Regions from separate parts of the Mus musculus genome. Here region 1 is linked to region 2. A link is a loop called in an ENCODE intact Hi-C map of the cell type or tissue named here. Cell type or tissue: left cerebral cortex. All regions are shown on one strand. Links, peaks and the distances in the headings refer to the core of each region. The heading gives the core; the rest is flanking DNA.

Region 1 (7,267 bases), core at 1,944-4,443, 99 kb after region 2:
TGAGGACGTGAATGAAGGACTGATGTGAAGGACTGGTGCTCTGGCCAAAGCCGGCCCAGCTGTACAGGAGTGAGAGGCGGTAGCAGAGGCAGCCTGCTCAGAGCACGTGCTTGCCCTGTGGTGTCTGAGTCCCAGCCATCAGCAAGCCTGTGTCCTGCATCTGTGTGCACTGAGGACTATGTGGAGCTAAACTGGAATCTAAGAGCATCCCTGACCCTTGGTGACAAGCTCCCTTCTAAACAGGAGTGGCGAGGTCCCAACAAGGGACAGTGCAGGTGATTAGAGAATAGAAAATGACAAAGGAGAAAGGGTCAAATGTGGCAGGACTCTGAGTCCTGCAGGATCCTCCAGTGGAGGAGGGCTGGCACCTATGTGGGGACCTAGGACTGATGTCCAGAGTATGGATGGTTGGCCAGCTTTGCATGAGCAGTATTCAAGCCAGGGGGCTCCAGGAGGGCTGTGTATTCTTGAGTGCACTGTCTCCATTGGCTCAGCCTCTCTCAGCTTCTCTGAGTTCAAGCATCTTCCTCCAAGCAGACCAGACCTAGAGATCTCCAAACCAGTGTGGGATCTTTTCTGCCCCTTCTGCTTCTTCTCCCACTCTGCCTCTACCTCCCATCTCCTTCCCTACCCCCATGTCTCAGCCTATCTATAGTTATAAAAAGAAAAGATTCTTACTAAGAACCGTTCTTCTCAAAATTGCAGGTCTTAGACCATTAATGAATTGTGAAATGGATTTAAAAGAGTCCTGGCCAGGTTTTAAAAGAGATGAACCAGAGGACCAGCAAGATGGCTCAGCTAGAAAAGATGCTGCCAAGCCTGACAACCTGAGTTCGACCCCTGGGGGCCACATGAAAGGAGAGCACTGAGTCTTGAAACGTCTCCTCTGACCTCCACACAAGTGCCATGTCATGCACACAGCCCACACACAGTAAGAAAATGCAGTTTAAAATGAGTGGAGTCAGACAGAAACATTAGCAAGTGACCCACATGGAAGTGTTTGGGAAACACTTCTTTCCCAGAGCTCCAGGTACAGGGTTGTTATTTCTATGTCTTTCAGTGAGTTTGAAACCCACTGCTGTCAAGCTCCTCATATTCCCTCCATTTACACTCCCCTGAGGAGTAGGCAGAGTGAGGCAAACATGTGTGCATGTGGGCTCCTCTCCCCTTGGCTCTTGGTGAGGCCCACTGCTATCATAGCCCTTCTCTCCTTTCTTTTCTAAGTCTATTTATGCAGTAAGAATCCTAACATGGAATCTCCCCTCTCAAGGTTTAAACATAGGACACATTGTTGCCAACCATGTACGGCCTTGGAAGATGCATCTCCTGCACATGTTCCTCTTGATTGACAGGGATGTCACACCCAACATGACAAAGATGACAAGGGAGGCACAATCATCCCACTCTTTGCTTCTAGGACTCTAGTTTAGGTACTTCCTGTCAGTCCAGTCACATAGGAGCCGCATCTGTGAATTCAAAGAAACCCAGATAGAAATAATGAATGGATGCTTGCATCGGAACTGGATGTGTAGACTTTTTTCCTTGTAATTGTTCCCTAGATAATGCAGGGTGCTGATTGCATGGTGCATGCATTGTATTGGATATTGTCAGCTGTCAAGAGACGACACAGAGAATTGTGGAGCTCTATGCAGATGTCTTGAGGGCCGTTTGATATGAGAGGCATGAGCATCCATGGCTACTGGCAGCTATGGAAACAAGACCCTGAGGATGCTCAGAGCCAACTGTCTTTCTGAGACTGGGCTGTGTAGATGGACACAGCATGGTTCATGCATCTAGTTAGTTTCAGGGCAGCTTCCAGAAAGGGTGGTGTGCCGGCTGGGGAGGGAGCTGTGCTGAGTGAAATAAGCCCACTACTACCACCCCTGCCTACCTCTTGTCTCTCTTCTCCCGGGCAGGTCGTGTATGTCACTGCAACCTTCCCCTACATCATGCTGCTGATCCTCCTGATCCGAGGGGTCACGTTGCCAGGCGCCTCTGAAGGCATCAAGTTCTATCTGTACCCTGACCTCTCCCGGCTCTCTGACCCACAGGTAAGGGCTGCAGCTCAAAGCACAGTGTCATCCACCAGTCACTGAGGCTGCTCCACTCACCACCAGGTAAGTAGGTGGAATCCTGGGGCCTCCTCAGGATAATTAATCACTAATGCATCAATTAAACACACAGGGAAGCAAGGGTATTAAAATGCAACTGGAGAACCTTTAAAGGTAACTACGTGGCCTGGTAACAGGGACACTTCTTGGTGAGTGCCTTCAACATATGATCCCACCTGGAATTCCTGGAGTCAAACATGTCAGGTTTGGGATTTTTCTGAATTTTGGAATATTTCATATATCTGATGAGCATCTTGGAGATGGTGCCCAGTTGTAAGCATGAGGTTTATTTGTTCATGTATATCATATGTATATCAATTTTTAGTTGTTTTGTCTGTGAAACAAAATCTCTCCCCTGTGAGCTCTTCTACTTGCATTATGTTGACATTCTGGAAGTTTGAGATTTTGGGTTTTGGAGTCAGAGAAGTTTTGGAGGGTTTTTTGGTGGGATCACGTGATCATCCAGTATGATGGTTTCAAGGCAGCATTCATCATAGATATTGTATTTTTTATTTATTTGTTTTTAATTTTAATTAATTAACTAATTTTAATCATGTGTATGTGAGTATATGCCATGTATGTGTAGTGTTGGAGGAGGACACAGGAGTCAGATCGCCTGGAGCTAGAATTACAAGTGGTTCTATGCTGCCTGGTGTGGGTGATGGGAACTAAATTCTAGTCCTTAAAGAGCAATACATGCTTTTAACCACTGAGCCATCTGTCTCTCCAGCCCTCACCACAGATGTTTGAGTTAGCCATGCTACCATACTACCATACTACCAGGCTTTCCTTCATAAGAAGTCTGTGGCCTTTTGACAACATGATCACAAGTAAAGGACATGTTAAACCACTTAGGAATTGGTTAAAATTACAAACCTGTTTTTTTTCCCTGCCTGATGCCATAGACCTGTCCTGGGGTGTCTTGGGGAGAAGATGCATCTTTACTGGCTTTCTTGGTAGAAGAGTTGACACCCAAACCTACCCTCGGCCCCACCTCCACACAAAGAATTGGAGATATCAACTCACCTTTAGTCAGGCCTAGATTATTCTAGTCACGGATAACAAGTGTTTCTGCCCAAGCCCCTCTGACTGCTCATGGCAAAGGACCTGGAGGTGTGTTAAATATAGATGCCCTCATCAGCCAAGTCCTCAAGCTACACAGCATGCCTGAAGCCTTCATGGAGTTCCCAGACACTAGCCTGGACCTCACTGGGATATGCCCAGCTCTGCAGGAATGCCAGCATAAGAAGCCACTTGCTCAGATTTGGCTGTGTCAACCAGGAAATGCCCATTTTATATAGAAACAAACATACATGAATCACATGGGACTAGTATCTCACTTCCAGTCAGTATTTTGTGCTTCTGAGTGATTTCAAGCCTGTGGCTTTGGCTCCCTCTGTCTGAGATGTGTGGATAGAAAGATTTGCAGAACACAGGTTATTTACTGGAACTCAGAGTCTGTGACAGGGAGTCAATGAAGAATCTCCAGGCTCAGGGATACACAGAGATACAATGTGTCCCTGGCATATGAAATTGCTACTTCATTGGACACATAGAGAACATCCTAAAGGCTGAGTCCCAGACTCTAGCCACACCTGTGCTTGGCCCACCTCAGGAATGGCAGCTTGTTGAGCTCATGCATTTACCTGTTAGTCTTTGCTGAGCTCTGCTCCAGAGCACCCTGGGAACACCCAGTGCTTTACTGCTTGCCAGATCCTGTTGTGCCTTTTCTGTTCTTCACACCCTATACCTCTGGTGTTGTGAAGGCTACTGCTGTCTCCACACAAAAGCAGGATTGGTCCCTTAGTGGTTTTCAGAAATGACCCCTGACTCCTCCAGGCCACTTCATGGCCAGTTAGACAAACAGCGGTTTGAAATGTGAATCTGATTGGCAGCTCTTTGCTTAAATCCTTTCTGGGGTGCTCGTGGTTACTTGAGTAATTCCAAATGGTGGTCCCCCCAAGACTTCTGGGACCTGTATCCACACTGTTTATTTTATCCCTGCCCTGCTTTTTAGGTCTCAGTTTGTTCAAGATAAGAGCCTCCTTTCTGAGACTCAAACATATATATCCTTTCTGTCTCAGGACCTTTACACGTGCCGTTTCTCTACAGACAACTTTCCTTTAGTCCCTAACTCCTTCTTATCCTCTAGACAGCTGAAGCATGTCTTCCTCACAAAGGTCCTTGCCATCTGACACTGTGAGCCACCCCTGTGCTTCATGTCCAGTTTCCAGAGCACCCATGGTGACTGTGGAATATTTATATAAATGTATGTGTGTGTGCAGAGGTGTGATTTTTAAGTGTACAATGTCCATTTCTTTTATCAGCTATTTGCTGACCCTGTACTTAGATTAGGGTCCATGAAATAAATTGCGAAAAGCAGAACCCAGAATCCAAGAGATGGTAGCAGGTGCTAGGTTGGCAGTGAGATGAAGAAACAAATATGCTGGGTGGCGTGGGGGTGGCTGCTGTGTTCAGGAAGAAGGCAGCCGAGAAGCAAGGTCCCCATCAGCCTTGCCCATACTCCCTGCACCCAGGCTAGTCCACGCTATGTATATAATGTGTGCTCAGCAAATGCTTGCTCTCTGAATGGAAGAACCAGAACTCTTCATGTTTGGAAAGTTGATTATTTAACAGAGACTCTGGTAGTGTCCTGATGGTCATGTCAAGTAGCTCCTCCTTTAGTAAGGCCAAGTTTTTCTATGTTGGTTTAAAGAATGATCCTGGCTTTGTTTCCCATTTGCACTTCAAGTTGTTCCACAAGGAAAAGTTCCCAGAAGCCATCACTGGGCCTGGCATTTGGCTTGTCACCCTATTTCTTGAAGAAAATCTCGAAGCCACAGTGTTGAAGCCTCCTTCAGCCATGAACCAATAAAAATCACTCCATAGCTATCTAGATCTTTCCTGAGAGCCAGGGAGAAGACAGCAGGAAGGCAGAGAAACCTAGAGCTCTGGGACATTGTCAGGTCAGGCAAGTCTCCAGCTTCTGAGCCCTTGGCCCCAAGCTGTCCATCCAGACATGGGGAGGCTGGGCAATTGGGGGAAAGTGATGAGCAGTGAGGTTGTCTCTCTGGCTAGGAATCGGTCTCAGGAGCTGTTCATCTCTCTACAAAGTCCTACAGAATGGCTGCTGAGAGTTCTTCTGGAGAGGCTGCAGGGTTGGGCCCAGCAGTCTGTAGAGTACTCAGTCCTGGTCTCTGGAGTCCTCAGACTGGGGGGAGAGGAGAATCAGGCCCCTCTCCTCCCCAAGTCTACCTCTGAGAGAGAAAAACAGGCTAAGGTGGTATCAGAGGTTCACGTCCCTCCATGGAGTCTACAGTCTGCAGCAAAGCGAGATCCACCAGGCATTCTGGTCTGGAGGGGCCACAACCTGGCCACTCACCTTTTCTCTTCAATCTCAGTGCCAAAGCCTGTGGGCAACTGCATCTGACCCTCACGGACTCTCACCTTCCTTCTCAAGTCATCTCCCATCTGGAACTCCAAAGCCGGTCCTTCTGCCCACTCTGTGCATAGTGTGCATGCAGGTTGGGGCTGAGGGTGGCACTACTCTGCCCTCCCTCTTTGGAACCTTGGGACCATTTCCGTTTCGTCATCAGTAAAATGGAGCTAGTTCCTTTTTGTGGGCAGAAAAAGATAGCTGTGGAAGTTGTTTTAAAATTCTAATGGTGCGCATGTAGCTATTGCAGTCACCAGAGGGACCCTGGAATTTAAGACCCCACCATGTCCTCCCCACTCCCCATATCTTTTCTCAGTCCTCAAGTTCCTTCTCCACCATCGCTGACATCGCAAAGACTTCTGGGTAGGACTTGCACTTCTCCCCTCTAGCGTAGACTCAGTGGGGCAGGGGATATACCTGTTATACCCACTGTTCAATTGCCAGCCCCTGGCACAGCCTCTAGTGAGGTAGAATGGTCTGTGAGCATTTCTTGGAAGAAAGATAGTTGATCCTCGGAGTGCTCACTGCTGGTGTCATGGCAGCCTGATTTTTCAGTACCTATGTATATGCTCTGCACAAAGCAGTGACTTGGGAATACTCGGTCTGCTGCCACGCAGCTTTGTGACTTCCACTCTGTGCCTTTCTCTCTCTGGTGTCAAGGTTCTCACCTGTCCTTTAGGGTAAGAAGGTTTGTCTGCCAAGGCACAGATACATACACATGTCCAAGTCCTTGTGTTCCTCAATTCTACTGCACACACCCCCCCCCAGGCCTGGCACATAGTAGGACCCTGAATCATGTTGGTTTGTGTCTGGCTCTTAGTAGGAAAAGTCAGAGCTACACACCCCAAGAGGAAGGTGGCTTTGAACTAGGAATCAAGGCTTTTGTTGAGGGTTCAACAAACTGAGATTCTCCTGTGATGCAGCAGCTCGCCCTGTGGTTTGCATTCCGTGGTCAGAACTTTCTAAACTTCTGTTTGTCTTCACTGTCAGTCTGAAGTGCGGAGTACTCCCACTCCCTTTTTACCCCGTTAGATTTTCGCTTTCTGTCTTTTCAGTCTTTGGGGAGCCAAGGGGATCTTGCAAGAAATCACATTGTCCCTGCCCCAGATTCCTTTCGCTCTCGCTTGTCATTGTGTTTTGAGTGTGTGTTTTCAGGGCGAGAACAGAAAGGCTTGTCACAGATCCAGCTCTCGAGTCTGCTTTCCCAGGCAGGCCACTGGTACACCACTTCCCTGTGCTGCCTCCTCTACAGAGGGAGCAGAGCCTAAGGGTGAGATTTACAAATGCTGGACCTCAAGACAGGACCTTCCCTGCTGCCCACCCCACAGGAGGACAAATCAGACGACCTAGGAAGACAAGACCCTGGTTCAAAGCCTTCTGAACCTGTGAAGATGACATGAAATTACTGCCACCTGGTGGCAACGTCCTCTGGTTCTGTGCCCAAGACCCAAAATAAAATATGGCCTCTGGGCTGAAACACTTTCAAACCAAAATATCCATATCTCCACTGACTTTGAGATAGCAGATACATTTAAATAGCAGTAGTAGTAGTAGTAAGAATGTAACAATAATAATAATAATAATAATAATAGCAATAATAATAGCAATAATAATAGCAATAATAATAGCAATAATAATAATAATGAAATGTCACTGTTGTGGAGGTCACGCTCACTCCCTTAAACTGGAAGTCCTTTAAATTTTTCTTTGAATACATTGG
Region 2 (7,267 bases), core at 3,167-5,666:
GTTGGGGTAGAATAAAGGGGATGGCTGAATTCGGTGAAACCTGATGTCTTCAGATGACACGGGGGCGGGGGGGGGGCGGGGGCTGGCTCTCTCTTTCACTCAGGAAGCAGAAAATAGTAGTGGAAGAAAAGAAAGCATCAACAGTGACCACAACCACAACAACAGAAGGAGGAACCTGCCTATATGTCAGCATCTGGTTCATAGCGGGACTTCTGCCCTCTGCCTCCTTCTCACTGGTATTAAGTGGCTGAGAGCGGTGGACAGTCACATCTGCCCTGGCCAACGGGGTGAACAGGAGTGTCCCATGAGCGCTGGCTTTAGACAGCATGAAGTCAAGGCCAGGGGTGCTGCGTGCAGTGTCCTCTTGGATGCTGCTCTGCTAGCTGGTGTCTGCCTCATCCATTTGAGGGGTCTGATGCCAGAGGAGCTCACGTGCTAACCAGCCGTGGCTGTGAGGCTGCAGGACCCGAAGATGCCTCACATTATACACGAGCCATTTATGTTCTGCATGGTCCTAAGCTGTTACCGCCTCTTCAGTGCCCCACCCCCAATTCCTTCCCTCCATCCCTCCTTCTATTTTCTTCTCTCTCTCTCTCTCTCTCTCTCTCTCTCTCTCTCTCTCTCTCTCTCTCTCCTAGGTGTGACAACCAGGTGAGGTCCACTCAGGCCAGATTGCAGAATCAGAATTAAAAAGAAAGAGGCAGCCTTGAAGTGGGAAGAGCCTGGAGTGGAGGCACAGAGGACAACAGTCAGAGGCTTCGAGGCAGCGTGGAGACAGGCAGCTGTGGGCACAGGCCCTTTGGAGACTTTAGTCTGCATCAGGACTGGGGATTTGACTTTAGTGCTGCCTCCGCCAGGCCTCCAGTCAGCACTGTGTGCTTCAAGACCCAGTGGCCATAGCAATACCTCTGGGAAACCTCCCTGATTCTTTCTCCCCCAGTGTAGGAAGCATAGCTTAGAGTAAGCATTGGAGAAACCAGGATTGTCAATAGCCAGGGTCTATTTTATTCAAAGGAAGGAAATGAAAGACACCTGGTCACCTGAAATGCCAGGTGAAAGTGGTCTGATCACCTGGTGATCTTTTGTTATTCTAAGAAGACCCAGCCTCCACCTGAACCCCTCCCCCCCCCCCCATATCCTGAATATTGCTAGGCTCTAATCCTGAGTTTTGTCTCTCAGTGAATAGAACCCTTCTCCACGAGAGAGGTCTCATGTACTCCCGCATCCTCCACCAATAGAATCTATCCTTATGCTGGTCACAGATCCGTCCTGTAGGCCCTAGCCCTGAGCTCTGTTTATCAGACAATAGAATTCACTCTTCTTGCAAAGGCCACAGGTGCTGCTTTGCTACCCTGCTTGGGAGTTTCTTTGTGGCCAAGTCTAAAACATCGGAATAACTGTCACCTGGCAACCCTGTCCCAAAGTTTTACTATGCTTAAATGTGTGAGAAAAATAAGCCCCAGGCCAGTCTCTGAAAGTTTTGACTCGATGCCTGCAAAGATGGTACCGACTGGAGTTTCACTGTGCGTCTGCCCCGTGGCTGTGACGCTTGTGGGGTGCCAAACACCCTCGGAGTACATTTTGGAAAGCTGTGCGATTGCAATTTGTGTGAGCAAGCTGAGTGGGCGTGATACACACATCCATAAACCAGCGCATTGTAGGTGCTACTGTGAGGACCTGAGTCTCCTGCCGTGCCCTCACTTTGTCAGGCGTGGCCAGATCTTTGGTTTCTGGAACTCAACTCTAGCTCTCCACTCCCACAGAGCATCTCCCCTGGGCTCCCCTTCTATGAGGTAGAGGTTCCAGGCAAGCTTCTGTCTCCATGATGCTCTGCCTGTGTTGGGGGTGTGGTCACGGGGGGGCCGTGGTCACAGGGGAGCCAACCAAGAACACCAAGGCCGCCCATTGCCATGGAGACGGGCCCATGGGCCAACCAGGCCCAGGCTGGTCAGTGAATGAATAAACGTGGCCCATTTTTCTGCCTTTGTCCTGAGGCTCCCCGCAGCTTCCTGCTGTCAGCCCCAGCTGTGGGGAAGGCGGAATGTGCCTGAGTGATATCGCCGGGCCGCCGCCGGGCAGCGCCAAGCCTGGCCTGGCTGCCCCACGCCAAGATTCATGCCCGGCAAACAAGCCACACTTTGTTCCTGTGGGAAAGTCCGGCCTCTCAGGAAAGAGCCTCTCTCGGTGGCTGGGCCCTGGGCTGGGGACGCATAAGTTGAACAAAACCTCATCCGTTGGCCACGATTCATGGGCCCAAGGTCCACCTCCGCCCTGGAGAGGAGAGGACGGGTCTGCCCAGGGGCTGGAACTCTGGGCCATCCCTTTGTCCTCCTCTACCGGAAGCCCCTTCTGGAAGGTCTCTCTCACCTGACCCTTGCTGGTTCCTGCCCTGCCTCTGACTGAAAAGGGGAAGCAGTGAAGGAAACAGGTGATCCTGGGCTAGATAAGAGCAGGGACAGGGGACACTGAGGATCCACGGGATGGCAGCTCCTGCCCGGGCAGCTAAGGCCTTGGGCTACTGGCCTCTCATACCTACTCTAATGTTGGGCCTGGCTCAGTCCTGCGTTCGCCACTCAGAGGGGCGCCTGGCCTCCCTGTGGCCTCCTGTCAACCTCCTACTGAGTCCACAGCCTTGGCGGGGAGGGACGTTGATCATCAATATCACCAATAAGGAATGACTGCTGAGCTCTAGTCACCTGCAAGGCTCCCAGTCTGGGGACCCCCATGGCTCGCCTCTTCCATCAGTCCTCGGAGGATTCCTGAGCACAGGTGTGCACAGGAGAGATTGATAGTGAACATGCCTCAGCTGGAAAGGTTATGTGGCTATTTACTCTGTCGTGTTAAGTGTTACATGGTCACTATGCATTCCTTTCTGGGATGCATTACAAAGAATCCATAACAACTTACCTAAAGACTACTGGGGGTTGGGCGGTGGTGGTGCACATCTTTAATACTCCCTTTAACAGGAGATAGAGACAGGCGGATCTCTGCGAGTTCGAGACCAGTCTGGTCTACAAAGAGAGTTCCAGGGCGATACAGAGAAACCCTGTCTTGAAAAATCAAAACAAACAGAAAGACTGTGACGCCTATCTATAGCCACCACCTCATTCCCGGGCTACCTGTCTATAGTAATATGCCTGTCGCCCAAGAAACAGAAACATCAGATGAGAAAACTGAGACTTTCAAGGTCAAAACACTTATCCCAATACACAAAGCTCTCACCTATTGCTGGACCTGGGTCCTCCCGGAAGCAAAGACTGAAACAAGGGGTCAAGGACAAATGACAGCAGAGAGGTGGAAAGCAAACTAGGGAAGAGTGGACCCACATGAAGCAAGTTACAGTATAGTGGTCAGGGGACTGCACAGACACCGTGGGCAGATAGCCAAATACAGAGATGCAGGAGAGGGTATTTCCTGGGAGCACTGGCTCTTGTGATCACAGAGGCTGAGAAGTCCCAGGAGATGCTGCCTAGATGCTGCTGGGAAATCCTAGGTGTTAGCCGGTGGCCCCATGTCAACCCTGAGTCCTAGCATCTCTGTACATGGTATAGCGCATGAGCACCTGAGGGTGCTGATGTGAGCGCTGAAGTCCGAAGGCCAGGCAACCTGAAGCTACAATGTCTGTGAGCAGGAAAGACTGCTCCAGGACAGCCTGCTTACTTCCCTGATAGTTTCAAGGCCTTCGATGATTGATTGGTGCCATCTGTCATGAGTAGAGATGTTCCCACCCACATACTCACCTGTCAGTTTCTCCTGGGATTATGCTCACAGACCACACAGAAGTGTCATTAGCAACTGTGTGGCTATCCTAACTTAATCGGGTTGGGCTGACATCTACACTTAAATATCACATTGCATTAGGAGCTCTTACAGGTGATCACCACAGGTCAGGTCTCTCTGAGTATGCCTGAGAAGCCCCAATTACCTGTGGCTACTAAGCAAGAAACCCAGCATAGCATCAGAGAAGGTGCAGACCATATTGTTTGCAGATGGATCCATCAATTCTGACATATAGGTACTCTAGAGCCAAGAGAGAGAGAGAGAGAGAGAGAGAGAGAGAGAGAGAGAAAACACTCTGTGTTGTGCCTTTCAAGTTGTAGACACACTGTGCATCCTTCCTTCCCTGTCTTTGTCCTTGCCCATTCCCTGAGCCCCAGCCCCCTCAAACATCATATCTGAGGAAGAACCGGCCCCAGAAAGGCAAGGGGTATAAGAAAGTAGTTACAGCAATTTCAGACACAGGGGATTTTAGAAACTAACCAAATCAAAGGCTTCTGAAACCACTCACTTATCTCTTCTTGGCCTCCAGATGGCATCTTATAAATTGAGATAACAGAAATGTTCTTCCCACCATGAGGCATAAAGGCAACCAATTCTGTTTTGTAATCCATAAGGTGTGTTTTAAATTTTTTCTTTCTTCAGCAGCCACAGTAAAGCAGACACTCGTTACGCCGGTGCCAGTATCCCCAGCCCCGTCTCGTGTGTTAAGGGGACCTAAAGGCTGTCCTGCTTCTACACTCTGGCAAACAGGATGGGCAGGTGAAGCCTGGAGGCTACTAGGGTCGGCTGTGACCAGGGCCATGGCTGTACCATGATATTAAGTACCTGCCACGTGCCTGCTGCAGGGATGGATCACATGGACACAGAGGTGAGGGAGCACTAGCCCCCAGCCTTTGGGGGACAGGGACACTGAGGTGAGGGAACACCTACCCCAAGATTTTGGGGGACAGTTGGAGCTATAGATAATTCTGTCCCTTGTACTAAGTGGGAACAACAGGTACAGCTATGACCCTGGCTGTCATACCCTGTAACAGCCACCAGGTTCTCTTCCTCTAGGGCTCCAGTCAGGATCCCTCCCTGACTCCTTCCAAACCCCATCAAGGACCCCAGAGAGAAAATCCTGGGCCAGTTCCTGAGAACGTCTGTGTTCTGAGGATCTACAGGAGTGTTCTGGTGTGCTCTGGAGTCAGCCATCAAAATCTCAAAGTTATTTCTAAGTTAGCATTCTGCTATGTGACAAGATCTCTGGCCACAGCAGGGGCCAGTAAAAAGTGTCCTCACACCAGGGCCATGGCTTTACTTCCTGCCATAGTCTCTTACTTGATGTGGGGGACAAAGAATACCTCGTTAAGTGGGATCCTTGGACTGTGGTAGGTCCAAGCACAGGGCCCGCAGAACATTGAATCTGGATAAGAGGATCCATTTGAGGAGGCAAAAGGGTCTGAGGAATAGCTCTCCTAGATACAACTTAGGAACACGTTCATGGTATAAGAAACCTGAGAGCCAGTGTATTCCTCAAGGGTCCCAGGGAGATGCACAAGGCAATGATGGACGTCCTAACATTAGCAAAAGAGCTCAAGCTGTGTTAAGGCAAAGGGGCCCCTGTGTTTTGTCATTAAGGGACAAATCTGACAGAGGCACAGTGCACACCCATGGCAGACACTCAGACCTCTGGAACAGAATGACCCCTCAGCTCTGTGTCCTAAGTCCTCAGAAATCATGGCATCACTGTGCTAGCACCTCCATGTTCTGCTGGCGTCAAAATTTTGACTCCTCCTATACTTTGGGGTAGATGTGCTCTCCAGCCCAACAGCACCATCCTGGGCATCCTGCTAGCATCTTACCATCTGAGTGGGTGTGGGGAAAGGCTACCAACTGACCCCAAGCCCTCCCTAAGTGTCACTGTTATATCATCCAGAAGCAAACCTGCAGGAGCCCTGATTTATCAGCCACCCAGCATTGGTCGCCAAACCTGGCTACCTGTTGGAACAATCAGATGAACTGTAGAAAACACCCACACCGAGTCTCACCCTCAGAGATGCTAAAGTATTGACCTATTAACCTGGGAATCAGGATTTTTTTTTAAATGGTCCCTGAGTGACTCTAATGCTTAGCTAACATTGTAAGTGTCCGAGATAGCTGTCTCCTTTTGCATATGTGTGGTACACATGTAAGTGTGTATATAATCATGAAATTGGACATATGGGTGTAGGTGCATGGACACATATGCACAGGTGTTTGTGAAGGCTAAAAGTTAGCATTGGGTGTCTTCCTCAGTCGCTGTCCATTTATTTATGTGTGAATGTTGGTGGGGTGCGTGTATGCAAGGGCTCCCAGAGCATGGCTTTTGAGAGTTGATTATTATGTGTGTCTATTATGTGTGTCCCTAGGAGCAATCGCAGGTCATCAGGCTTAGCAGCAAGTGTCTTTCCTGAGCCATCTAGCCAGCCTCTTTCCTTTTTATCACTAGGCAGCAACATTCCACATGCCCGGTCAGTAGCCTGGATCCCAGAGTGAAGCGATGTGACAGGGAGATGCTGTCATACTGCAGACAAACAAGACTTGAGTGACAAAGAATCGGCGGGGGTTGCAAGGCTTTAATGTGGAGGGGCTGCTTGATGCCTCAGCGCAACTCAGCCTGTTGGTAACACGCGTGCCACCGATGACCAAGCTGCACCCCCCAGTTTGTGGATTCAAGCTTCCCATCTGGGTTTGAATAATTTCTCCTGTGTTGCACTTTTCTCTTCAGAAGTTTTAAGTCTGACCTTTGCGCGCGAGCTCTCCTCCCTTCCGCTCCGCCAGGCAGGGCCCATTGGAAGCTGTGAGTGCATCCATTTTTGCTCAGGCAAGACAAACAGCTACCTTTCCTGGAGGAGACACCTAACCTTTAAACCATCGTCTCAGAACTTGGGTGGACAGCGGAAATGCTCTGGGGGACGTGACTTGAACATCCGTGTGCATGTTATTTTTGGTCTGTGCCCGTCATACACACTTGCTCTAGGTCACCCACCTGGAGGCAAAACAGCTCAGTCAAAATGTCAAAGAGAGAGCTTCCATGACGAGATCTTTTTAGCCCCACTCTGGGGACAGTTAGGCGGTAGAGTCATGCGTGTCCAACCTCAAAAGAGGTGTTCAGTGAGGGCAGGAGCCCATCTTCTTATGCGTTCCCAATCTGGACTTCCTGTCTTGACCCCCTGATGAAAGGCATCTTCTATCAACCATCCCCATGCCTGTGACCCCGTGCTGTGCCTGTCTCCCGAAGCCCTCTGCCATGCCCTCCCCCAGGGTGCTAAGATGATGCTGTGCCATGAGGGATCCATGAGGAGTACAGCATATGATGCCTTGGAATCAGAAATGGAAGATGGGCCCCAGGTTTGAGGATGTAAAGGGTGGGATTATGATGTGAAAGTGAGCCTGCAATGGCAGCAGGCAGGCTCCTCTGGACTCAGGGGAAGATGAGGGTGTAACTGGGTAAGTGGACACTGCA

What was found. Hi-C counts contacts between places; a loop is a spot of excess contacts. Peaks named below come from ENCODE experiments on the same cell type or tissue, not always from the same donor. Only the 100,000 strongest peaks of a DNase experiment are listed, where the experiment ranks them.
Region 1: a loop joins it to region 2, with 6 times the contacts of the local background. A loop is called at or near these places in 14 of 42 quality-filtered maps.

Annotation. Positions count from the first base shown.
Region 1 is chr6:114,192,695-114,199,961 of GRCm38, forward strand. It overlaps Slc6a11 (solute carrier family 6 (neurotransmitter transporter, GABA), member 11), which reads left to right. Exons shown (of 14, transcript NM_172890.3): 6 at 1,917-2,051. Among named protein-coding and RNA genes, the nearest start is that of Gm52916, 31 kb to the left of the region's middle. In left cerebral cortex, for the core only: a CTCF peak has its summit at 3,507; a DNase peak (open chromatin) is centred at 3,522.
Region 2 is chr6:114,092,472-114,099,738 of GRCm38, forward strand. Gm36023 (a long non-coding RNA gene) reads left to right here and starts at 1,879. Exons shown (of 3, transcript XR_377966.2): 1 at 1,879-2,428; 2 at 4,423-4,648; 3 at 6,251-6,516. In left cerebral cortex, for the core only: a CTCF peak has its summit at 4,286 (motif pointing right); no DNase peak of the experiment used is centred there.